Linked DNA regions of Homo sapiens: region 1 is linked to region 2. A link is a contact called in ENCODE POLR2A ChIA-PET data. All regions are on one chromosome and are shown on one strand. Each heading gives the region's core, a stretch centred on a gene start or an enhancer-like site at or near the end of the contact. The rest is flanking DNA. Distances are from core to core; before and after follow the strand shown. Region 1 overlaps RPRD2 (regulation of nuclear pre-mRNA domain containing 2). Region 2 overlaps OTUD7B (OTU deubiquitinase 7B).

Region 1 (5,027 bases), core at 713-3,212, 410 kb after region 2:
TGTAAAGACTACATGGATTGAAAACACTGTATCAGCTGTCTTAGCCCATTGTTGGAACAAGGCAAGGTAGACATAAAATGTAAATAATTCAAGTTAAAAATTATCTAACCCGTCTCCTACCAAGTTAACAGTTTTATTTTGTAGGTACTTAGACTTAAATCAGTAACCTTCCAGTTTCCTATTGTTAATTCCTTTCCCCTTCTGCATAATAATTAAAGCTGAATGCTTAGCTTGTAGATTGTTGAGGAATTGATGTTGTGAGAACACTGACTATATCTAGATTAACTTCTGCAACAGCCCCTAGAATACCTCATTGTACCTAGCCCCTACCTAATGCTGTGCATTTACAGAGAAGTCTTAGGGGATTGTTAGCCAAACTGAATAGAGGACTACTCTATTTTTCCCCTTTTCTTGTCTTCCTTCTCTTTTTTTTTCCTAATTTATTTATTCAAGAAGTAGTTACTGAACGCCAACTAAGTGTTAAGCACTATTCTAGGTGCTGAGAATTCAGCAGTAAATAAAACTGACAAAAATCCTTTCCCTTATGAGCCTATATTCTCGTGGGGGAGATAGGCAAAAAATAAATTGTATAGTATATTGGAAAATTATGTGTTATTTGGGAGAATAAAGCAAAGAAGGGTGGTAAGAGTGTTGTTGGCTTGATGTTGCAATTCTTTTTTTTTTTTTTTTTTTGAGTCGGAGTCTTGCTCTTTCACCCAGGCTGAAGTGCAGTGGCGCAATCTTGGCTCACTGTAACCTCCGCCTCTGGGTTCAAGCGATTCAGCCTCAGCCTCCTCAGCAGCTGGGATTACAGACGCATGCCACCACACCCGGCTAATTTTTGTATTTTTAGTAGAGAGGGGGTTTCACCATGTTGGTCAAGCTGGTCTTGAACTCCTGACCTCAGGTGATCCACCCATCTTGGCCTCCCAAAGTGCTGGGATTATAGGCGTGAGCTACCGCACCTGGCCTGATGTTGCAGTTTTAAGTAAGGTAGTCAGGAACATATTCACTGAGAAAGGAACATTTGAGCAAGATTTAAAGGTGGTGATTGAACGAGCCATGAGAAAAACGGGGGAAGAAAGTTCCAGAACAGTGAGCTTAACAGACCGTGAAGCAAGGACTCACCCAGGTGTGTTGGAGGCCTTGTAAAGACAGCAAGGTGGCCTCTGTGGCTACAATGGAATCAGTGGTGATGAAGAAATTAGGTCAGGAAGATAACACAGTGCCAGATTGTTTAGGATTTCTAGGCCATTGTAAGGACTTTGAACTTTACTCTTGTTAAAGAGGGGACCATTATGGGAGGGATTTAAGAAGTAGAATAATATGATCAATTTATATTTTTAAAGGATCACCCTCTCTTCTGAGTTGAGATTAGACTGAAGCCAGGCAAAGGTAGAAGCAGGGAGACTAGGTAGGAGGCTACTGCAATAATTCAAGCAAAAGATGATAGTGACTTAGACCACAGGCAGTGATGGAGGTAGTAAGTAGTGGTTGGAGTCTGTATATGTTTTTTAAACTTGTTATTTTTGAATAATTTCAGATGTTAAAAAAGTTTCAAGAGTATTACAGAAACCTTCTGTGTACTTTCCACTCAGATTCCCATTATTAACATTTTAACATATTTGCTTTATCTCTCTTACTGCTCTCTCTACAGGCACACACACACTTTTTTTTTCTGAACTGTTTGAGCATATGTTGCAGACATGCTGCCCTATTTAGTACTTTGGTGTTCATTTCTTAAAAACAAGGATATTCCTTAAACAGTTGCATTAGTCAGCTTGGCTGCCATAACAAAATACCACAGACTGGGTGGCTTAAACAAAGAAATCGATTTTCTCACAGTTCTAGAGGTTGCAGAGTTCAAGATCAAGGTCCAGTTTGGTCTCTGGTGAGGGCTCAGGGCTCCTTCCTGGCTTTAGTCTGTCACACAGACTAGAGTACAGTGGGGCGATTGTGGCTCATTGCACCCTCAGCCTCGCAGGCTCAAGTGATCCTCCCACGTCAGCCTCTGAGTAACAGGACTACAGTTATGCAATTACGCCTGGCTAACTTAAAATTTTTTTTTGGAGAGATAGCGTCTTATTGTGTTGCTCAGGCTGGTACCAACCTCATAGAATTGTGGTGAGGATGTAAGTTAATATCTGTATCCTCTTTAAACAGTCCCTGGCATATAGAAAGTATTAAATAAGTTAAAAATTATAGGCGGGGCGCAGTGGCTCATGCCTGTAATCCCAGCACTTTGGGAGGTCCAAGGCGGGTGGATCACCTGAGGTCAGGAGTTTTAGACCAGCCTGACCAACATGATGAAACCCCGTTTCTACTAAAAATACAAAAATTAGCCAGGCGTGCTGATGCGCACCCGTAGTCCCAGTTACTCAGGAAGCTGAAGCAAGAGAATTGCTTGAACCTGGGAGGCGGAGGTTGCAGTGAGCCGAGATCGCGCCACTGCACTCTAGCCTGGACAACAGAGCTAGACTGTCTCAAAAAAAAAAACAAAAAAAAAACGAAACAAACAAAAGAAGAAGGCAGTACACTAGGCGCGGTGGCTCACGCCTGTAATCCCAGCACTTTGGGAGGCCCAAGGCAGGTGGATCACCTGAGGTCAGGAGTTTTAGACCAGCCTGACCAACATGATGAAACCCCGTCTCTACTGAAAATACAAAAATTAGCCAGGCGTGGTGATGCGCACCCATAGTCCCAGTTACTCAGGAAGCTGAAGCAAGAGAATTGCTTGAACCTGGGAGGCGGAGGTTGCAGTGAGCCAAGATCGCGCCACTGCACTCTAGCCTGGACGACAGAGCTAGACTGTCTCAAAAAAAAAAAAAAAAAAAAAAAAAAAACGAAACAAACAAAAGAAGAAGGCAGTAGGCTAGGCGCGGTGGCTCACGCCTGTAATCCCAGCACTTTGGGAGGCTAAGGTGGGTGGATTGCTTGAGGTCAGGAGTTCGAGACCAGCGTGGCCAACGTGGTAAACCCTGTCTACTAAAAATACAAAAATTAGCCGGGCATGGTGGCAAGCGCCTGTAATCCCAGCTGCTGGAGAGGCTGAGGCACAAGAATCACTTGAACCTGTGAGGCGAAGGTTGCAGTGAGCCGAAATCACACCACCGCACTCTGGCCTGGGCGATAGAGTGAGACTAAGTCTCCAAAAAAAAGAATAAGGCAGTAAACAAGAGAAATTCCAGTCTTCTGGATGCTTATAATCCAGTGAGGATACAGACAAGTACACTACAATGTGATAAATGCTATAGTAGGTAAAAGTATAGGGTGCTTAAAGACCACTGCCTTTAAGCATTTTCCCAGATTACCTCAACCACTTTTTTTCATTCCTCCAGAATTTCCAAAGTGCTCTGACTAGAGTGGAGAGTTTGCATTGAGGAGAAATAGTAATAAAATAGTTTGGGGTGGTTTGCGGGAAGAAGTAGAGATTTAACATGGGGGTGGTCAGAAACTGACATGAGTTAAATTTAAAATTTTGGACGTTTTCCTATGGATGAGTAGAAAACCACTGAAAACGGTTTAGGATGAGTTATCCTAGAAAAGGAAAATTCTGACTAAAAGAGAAAACACAAGGTAGCAGGGTTTTTGGCAATTGTGAGTAATTCATTAAAGATGGAACTTTGAATTTGAGGGTGAAGAAATGAGACTGGAAGAGAAGGCAGGATGCAGATTATAAAGGAAGCTAAAGTGTTTCAGCTTTTTCCATTGAGCAGTGCGAAATCATTGACAGATTTGATATGATAAATAATTGGACAATTTTGCATATTTGAAAATGAATTTGGCTCCCACTTCCCTACCTTGCTCCCCTGTTAAAATAGAAACGGGGATTGATTTATGTCCCATTCCTGAATGCATGTAAAATTTATACAAAAATACTTTCTATGAAAATGATTTGTAATCTGTAGACTTAATACCTGGGAGATGTCTTGAGATATAAAATCGCATCCTTTGGGCTGTGGGTTTTTTGTTTTCTCCAAATAAATCTGATCTTTTCTTAAAAAAAAAGGAAGGAAGGAAGATAAAAAAAAGAAAAGAAAAATAAATTTGGCAACAATATAGGGAGGAAATTTAAGGGGAGCAAGTCTAGGGGCAGATGACTAGGAACCTGTTGCAGGGGTGGTTCAGGTCAACGGTGATGAAACCCAGAAAACAGCAATAGTAGGAAGGGAAAGACAAGAGGGGATAAAGTTGAGAAATATTATTGGGGACAAAATTGGCTAGAGTTTGGAGATTTATTAATAGGTGTAGGGGGATAAGGAGGAGAAGGAGTCAGAATTGCTAAAATTCTGACTAAAGAGTAGTAACAGATAGAAAAAGAGGAAGATGATTAATAAAATAATAAGGCCAGGCGCTGTGGCTCACGCCTGTAATTCCAGCACTTTGGGAGGCCGAGGCAGGCGGATCACCTGAGGTCGGGAGTTTGAGACCAGGCTGGCCAACATGAAGAAACCCCATCTCTACTAAAAATACAAAAAAATTAGCTGGGTGCGGTGGCGCATGCCTGTAATCCCAGCTACTCAGGAGGCTGAGGCAGGAGAATCGCTTGAACCTGGGAGGCAGAGGTTGCGGTAAGCTGAGATCGTGCCATTGCACTCCAGCCTGGGCAACAAGAGTGAAACTCTGTCTCAATAAATAAATAAATTACAATAAAATAAAATATTAAAATCAGCCAGGTGCAGTGGCTCATGTTCGTAATCTCAGCACTTTGGGAGGCCAAGGCTGGTGGATTCCTTGAGGACAGGAGCTCAAGACCAGCCTGACCAACATAGAGAAACCCCGTCTCTACTTAAACTACAAAATTAGCCAGGCATGGTGACGCATGCCTGTAATCCCAGCTACTCGGGAGGCTGAGGCAGGAGAATCGCTTGAACCCAGGAGGCAGAGGTTGCGGTGAGCTGAGATCATGCCATTGCGCTCCAGCCTGGGCAACAAGAGCGAAACTCCATCTCAAAAAGAAAAAAAAAAAATTAGCCAGACATGGTGGCATGTGACTGTAGTCCCAGCTATTTGGGAGGCTGAGGTGG
Region 2 (5,565 bases), core at 353-2,852:
AGGTAGGTGTGGTGGCATGCGCCTGTAAACCCAGCTACTTGGGAGGCTGAGGCAGGAGAATCGCTTGAACCTGGGAGGCGGAGGTCAGGTTGCAGTGAGCTGAGATCACACCACTGCACTCCAGCCTGGTGACAGAGCAAGACTCCATCTCAAAAAAAAAAAAAAAAAAAAAACCCAATTTTTTGTTTTTTTAAGAGACAAGAGTCTTGCTCTATTAACCAGGCTGGAGCGCAGTGGCACGATCATAGCTCACTGTAACCTCAAACTCCTGGGCTCAGGCAGTCCTCTTGCCTTAGCCTCCTGAGTAGCTAGGACTACCGGCGAATGCCACCATGCCTGGCTAATCAAACCCAATTTAACTGGAATTGAAGAGCAAGCATTTTCAATTCAAGAAGTTATTTCTATCAAAAAAGCATTGGACTGACTCTAGCAATGCAAACATCACAGAAAAAATTTCCCTGTAAATTATCCCCTTAAATGCTAGGTCTAATTGATTCAGTGTATAAATGTTAAGATTACAGTCTCAGCAAGAATTTGACACTATAAATCTTTGTTTACCTCAATCTTTTTCCCAAATGCTTTACCCACAGTTAAATACTTAATAAATATTCTTCTACAGAAGGAATACTAACAATAAAGAAGCTGCTCTAGAAAGACAAACTGACAACATTTAGCATTCAAGGACCTTTTGAAGATTTAACGTTTATTGTGCACCTAATCCAAGTACCATGCATTACTTGTGGGTTAGATACATCCACATAAATCATCTCGCTAACCTCATCAACTATGCCCAGATACTCCTGGATCCCCAATACTAAATTGATTAGCTTTCCAATACCAGACAGTTCTAATACTGGCAACCTTGGCCGGGCGCAGTGGCTCATGCCTGTAATCCCAGCACTTTGGAAGGCTGAGCAGGTGGATCACTTGAGGTCAGGAGTTAGAGACTAGCCTGGCCAACATGGGGAAACCCTGTCTCTACTAAAAATACAAAAATTAGCCAGGCATGGTAGTGCGTGCCTGTAATCCCAACTACTAGGAAGGCTGAGCCAGGGGAATCGCTTGAACCTGGGAGGCAGGGGTTGCAGTGAGCCAAGATCGTGCCACTGCACTCCAGCCTGGGTGACAAAGCAAACCTCCACCTCAAAAAAACAAAACAAAACAAAAAAAAACACTGGCAACCTTGATCCCACCTAATTAATCCTTAGAACTTAACTGGAACTCAATTCCTACTGGAACTCAGCTACTCGCTCTAAGTCTTCAGCATTTTTTTTATGCTTTCTACGAGATAATGCTCAAAATAAATCCTTGCACCTGTTCTGAAGATGCTAACTCCAGAGTAAAGACCACACATCCCAGGTATGGCACACGGTAATAGTGGCCGTAATCTAAAACAAGTCCTCTCTTAGATAGCACAAGCTAAAGAATAAACCTAGAATGCTAACAAAACTGAATTTCAGCTGGGCAAAAGACATTGGATCTTGGTATTGTTTCCAACCTCAAAACTCTTTTCTAGTCCTCTGAATACAGAAAGCTTTTTCTATTTGAATGAATTGAGCAGGCAAGTTTGACTCAAGAGTCCCTACCTGCATACTCATCAGAGAGAACTGAGGGAAAACAAAAAAAATTCCAACTCGCATGACCACATTACAATGTTAACAACACATTACTCACCATTGTGCTACAAGAAAGAACCTGCAAGCAGGCACGAACTTTCAGGAAGCCAAAAAGAAACAAGCAAACAACATTCTCCTAGTTCTCAAAGCACAAACTCATTCAAATGCCAAAGCAGGTCACACTGTCCAGTTTATACCCAGGTACAAGTGAGTGGAGAGGGAGAAGGGAGAGGCAAGGGGAAGAGAGGAAAAGCATTATTGTGCAAGTATGCTTTTCAGCACCAAGACACATTTCTTTCTTGGATTCATCAAGACCATTTTTAACAACAACAACAAAAAAAACTGGGGTTCCACCTATTTTTATGCCTTTATATATTCACAGAGAACATCCAATATATGTAAACAGTGGCATAATGTAACAATGGTTGCAGACATTCCTTTTGGAATCCGTTAGAGCTATATCTAAATCCTACCTGTTACTTTCTTGATTTGTGACCTTGGGTAAATTATTTAACGTCTCTATTGCTTAGCAGATACTTCATCTGACATTCACTATAGCATCCTCAGGACCTTAAACAGTGCCTAAATCACACTAATACATACTTTGAATGAATTAATCTGTAAGGTTGCATAACAGTATCTATTTTATGGCATTGCTATGAGTATAAATGAGGTGTTATATAAAATGTTTAGTATAACTCAGGCTAGGATCTTGCTACTAAAGAGTAAAGTTTTCTTCCCTTTATTCTCCAGCCAGGTCAGAAGTTATGACAGACGAGCTGTGGCCACGAATAAGATAGGATAAGCATGGAAGAAGCCAAGCATTAGAAGATGTTTATTACTATCATCATGGGCCATACCTAGGATGACTGGTGCTTATTCTGGAGTTAGAAGCTTAATAACAGGCACAAGGATTTCTTGTGAGCATTACCTAGCAGAAAACATTTAAAAATGCTTAAAACTGTGACAGCAAGGAGCTGAGTTCCAGGAAGCAGCTGAGTTCCTAGTCAAAAAATCCGAGAATATTTAGTCTTGGCAGACGAAATTAAATAACAGTGCCAGTCCCTTACGGTAGGTGCATAACAAGTGTTAGCTGATTCAGAAAATTGTATTTTCAATCCTCAAGTATCTGTTATCACATAGATAAAAGTCTGGCAAAAGAAGAAAACAAGAAAAGGGGTAGGAACGAGTCACATCTTAAATATGCCTGACTATGTATTTTAAAAGCAAATACAAAAGATCTAAGGCTATTCAACGCTGTAAAAAATCTCCTATTAGCAAAAATACTCAATTGATTTATAGTATTTACTCTCCCTTTCAGGTAATAAGATCTATGTCAGTAAATTGTTTTTAACTGCTGACAGGGTAAATAAGTCTCAAAGATTTGGGTCTAAAGCTCTCTTCCTTTTACTAAAAAAAAGACTAATGGGCCTTTGAGGCTACTTCACCCACAGCTTTCAACTCAAGCAAGCCTACCTTCTTGCAGGGAGAGTGGGGGGACACTAATTGTATCTTCAAATTGGGAGTCAGAGAGACTATGCACTTAAATCCAAAATCTAAAGAAATCTTTCCCCTTGAATATGACGAATTGAATCTCAGAAGATAGCTCTAAGAAACCCAGGCCACTATTGCATTAAGAGCCTGATAGACTAAGTACACACATTTTGTGTCTAAATATAAGGAAAACCCATACGGAACTGAAACAGCTTGTGGTTAAACCTCACCATAATGTGGTCTTCAACTTCCCATTTTGTTTTCCAGGCATTGTTCTGTTTTTAACCACTTGACCCATCTCTTCTCAAGCAATGTGATCTAGTAGAAAGAGCACTAAACAACAATCAAAAGAACGGACGATACACACCAAGTCCTACTACTTACTAGGCATGCAAACATAAACCAGTTACTTAAACCCTGAATTCAGTATCCACTGAGAATGCTGAGCCAGACTCAGTACCTTTCAAAGCTGTCTACCAAGGTACCCCACTTCGGAGAGGCATCAGAAACCCACCAAACCCAGCTCTCCTTATTGCTATTACCCAGACTGAAAATGTGTGATCATTCTTACCTAACCTTTTTCACGATAATCAGTTACCAAATTCCCCTTATCTCTCTTCAAATTACTCAAATCTCTCCCCCTTTCTGCATTACCATTACCCTTGTAGACAGTCTTTTTCCTGGACTATTATAACAGTCCTCTAACTGGTATCCTTTCCTCTATTTTATACCACAAGGCTGAATCAGTTTTCCTAAAATACTAATTCATACAATACAATTCCCTACTCAGAGATTTTTCAGTATAAGTATAAAAACCAAATTCCTTTGGCTGAGATTTAAGTCTCACTCCAATTTATCTAACTCTCTAACTTTACTAACTTTACTGATCTTATTGCCCTCCTAGGTAAAACACTGTGCTACAAACTACTTTTCCTGCCCCCAAAACAAGGTGAGCTCAGCTCACTGGTTCTCCACCTTGAATGTTTCCCCGCTATATTTCTCTCTTCTCTAAGGTCTAGATTACCATAAAGGTAAAACTTTTCCCTATCTATTCCCTTTAAACTTCTATATAGCTATGTAACTGTACTCCTCACTTGGTACTTAGTACCTTGGACTTGTATTACTATTTATCTATTTATGCAAATATTCAGTGTTCACAAATAATTAGTGAGTTCTTAATGACTTTGACTGTTTCTATAATATACTGGAAGCCTAACTTTTCAGAGAACAGATATCCAATAAACTGTTGACAGTAACTACTACCTTAGACAAGTCATTTAAATTTTCTGGGTCTCATTTTCCTCACCTAGAAAATGACAATATGTAAATCTCTTTTCAGTTCTAAAATGCTATATGATATTAGATATACTGCTACATAGCCTGTATTTGTTTCTCACATTTTTTTTCTTTATATGCATTTATCTGTATGTAACCATGTCCTATGTAACCCAGAATATAAATTCCCAAGGGGCCAGTTCTCCTCCTGCTTATTTATTTACTGGGTAACTCCTCCTTGGCATCTCCTTAGTGCATTGTCCCCAGATTCCAGTGCACAGCCAAGTGTTCGGTGGAAAGGAATTTGTAGTTTCAATCAAGCAGCAAACATCAAGGGAAATTTGCACAGATGATTTAAATCTCAATTTTCATAATGAACTAGTATATTATACAAAATTACAAAGATGTGAGAAAGAAGGAACTTAAAGTTGTTAAAATGACAGGACACCTTGTGCCAAATAGCCAGGAATTTATTTTAGGCAAGCAAAGAAGCTAGGACACAGAAACTCTTAAGTCTAACTCTCAAATTCTATTTTCAGAGTTCTAAGAAGGGGTATGGAAAGTCTCTATTCATGTCAGTAAACAACAGGGACCAAGTATTGTTCATGTCAGAGAATCCTGTCCCTTAGAACTGATAGAAATTTTCAGGAAATTGATGGTTTCATACTTAGCCAGGTGAGCTACCAGTTCAAGGGAGGCAAAAGCAGATGCTCACAATGGAACACATAAGAGGAGATAAGTTTCTAAAATATATTTTTGTTGGAGCTAGGCATGGTGGCACACACCTATAGTCCCAGCTACTCACAAGGCTGAGGTAGGAGGATGGCTTGAGCCCAGGAGTTCAAGACCAGCCTGGGCAACATAGTGAGACCCTGTCCCTAATAAATAAATAAACAAACTACATTTTTGTTAGTTAGCATCATTGTATTTTCCCACTGTCGTGTCTTAATTCTTCACATGCGACTACCTTCATGTAAATATCAATATTAATTAACACTAAAGCCTCAGAGGAATTCGCTCTTCCTTTTCTTTTGATGTTAGCTGTTAATGATTCAAAAGGCACTAGTAGACTAACTCATTTAAAATGACCCTGACTTTTCAAAGAACTATTTTAGAACACAGCACTGGCACTTTCAAAGCTGCATTCTATCTATAATATTCTCTAAGTAGGTATCTGTAG

The links. ChIA-PET counts read pairs that join two places held with the same protein, here RNA polymerase II (POLR2A).
Region 1: POLR2A ChIA-PET joins it to region 2 with 16 read pairs in GM12878. The contact joins two enhancer-like sites. POLR2A ChIA-PET finds 5 or more read pairs at or near these places in 2 of 52 experiments (GM12878 and activated CD4-positive, alpha-beta T cell).

What each region holds. Positions count from the first base shown.
Region 1 is chr1:150,408,974-150,414,000 of GRCh38, forward strand. The region is part of intron 1 of RPRD2 (regulation of nuclear pre-mRNA domain containing 2); the gene reads left to right. Among named protein-coding and RNA genes, the nearest start is that of RPRD2, 47 kb to the left of the region's middle. RefSeq lists a silencer at 2,387-2,610. Within about 2 kb of position 1,963, at least 3 of the 41 ENCODE cell types and tissues checked have a DNase peak (open chromatin) inside an H3K27ac peak, as active enhancers do.
Region 2 is chr1:149,994,434-149,999,998 of GRCh38, forward strand. The region is part of intron 1 of OTUD7B (OTU deubiquitinase 7B); the gene reads right to left. Among named protein-coding and RNA genes, the nearest start is that of OTUD7B, 14 kb to the right of the region's middle. Within about 2 kb of position 1,603, at least 6 of the 41 ENCODE cell types and tissues checked have a DNase peak (open chromatin) inside an H3K27ac peak, as active enhancers do.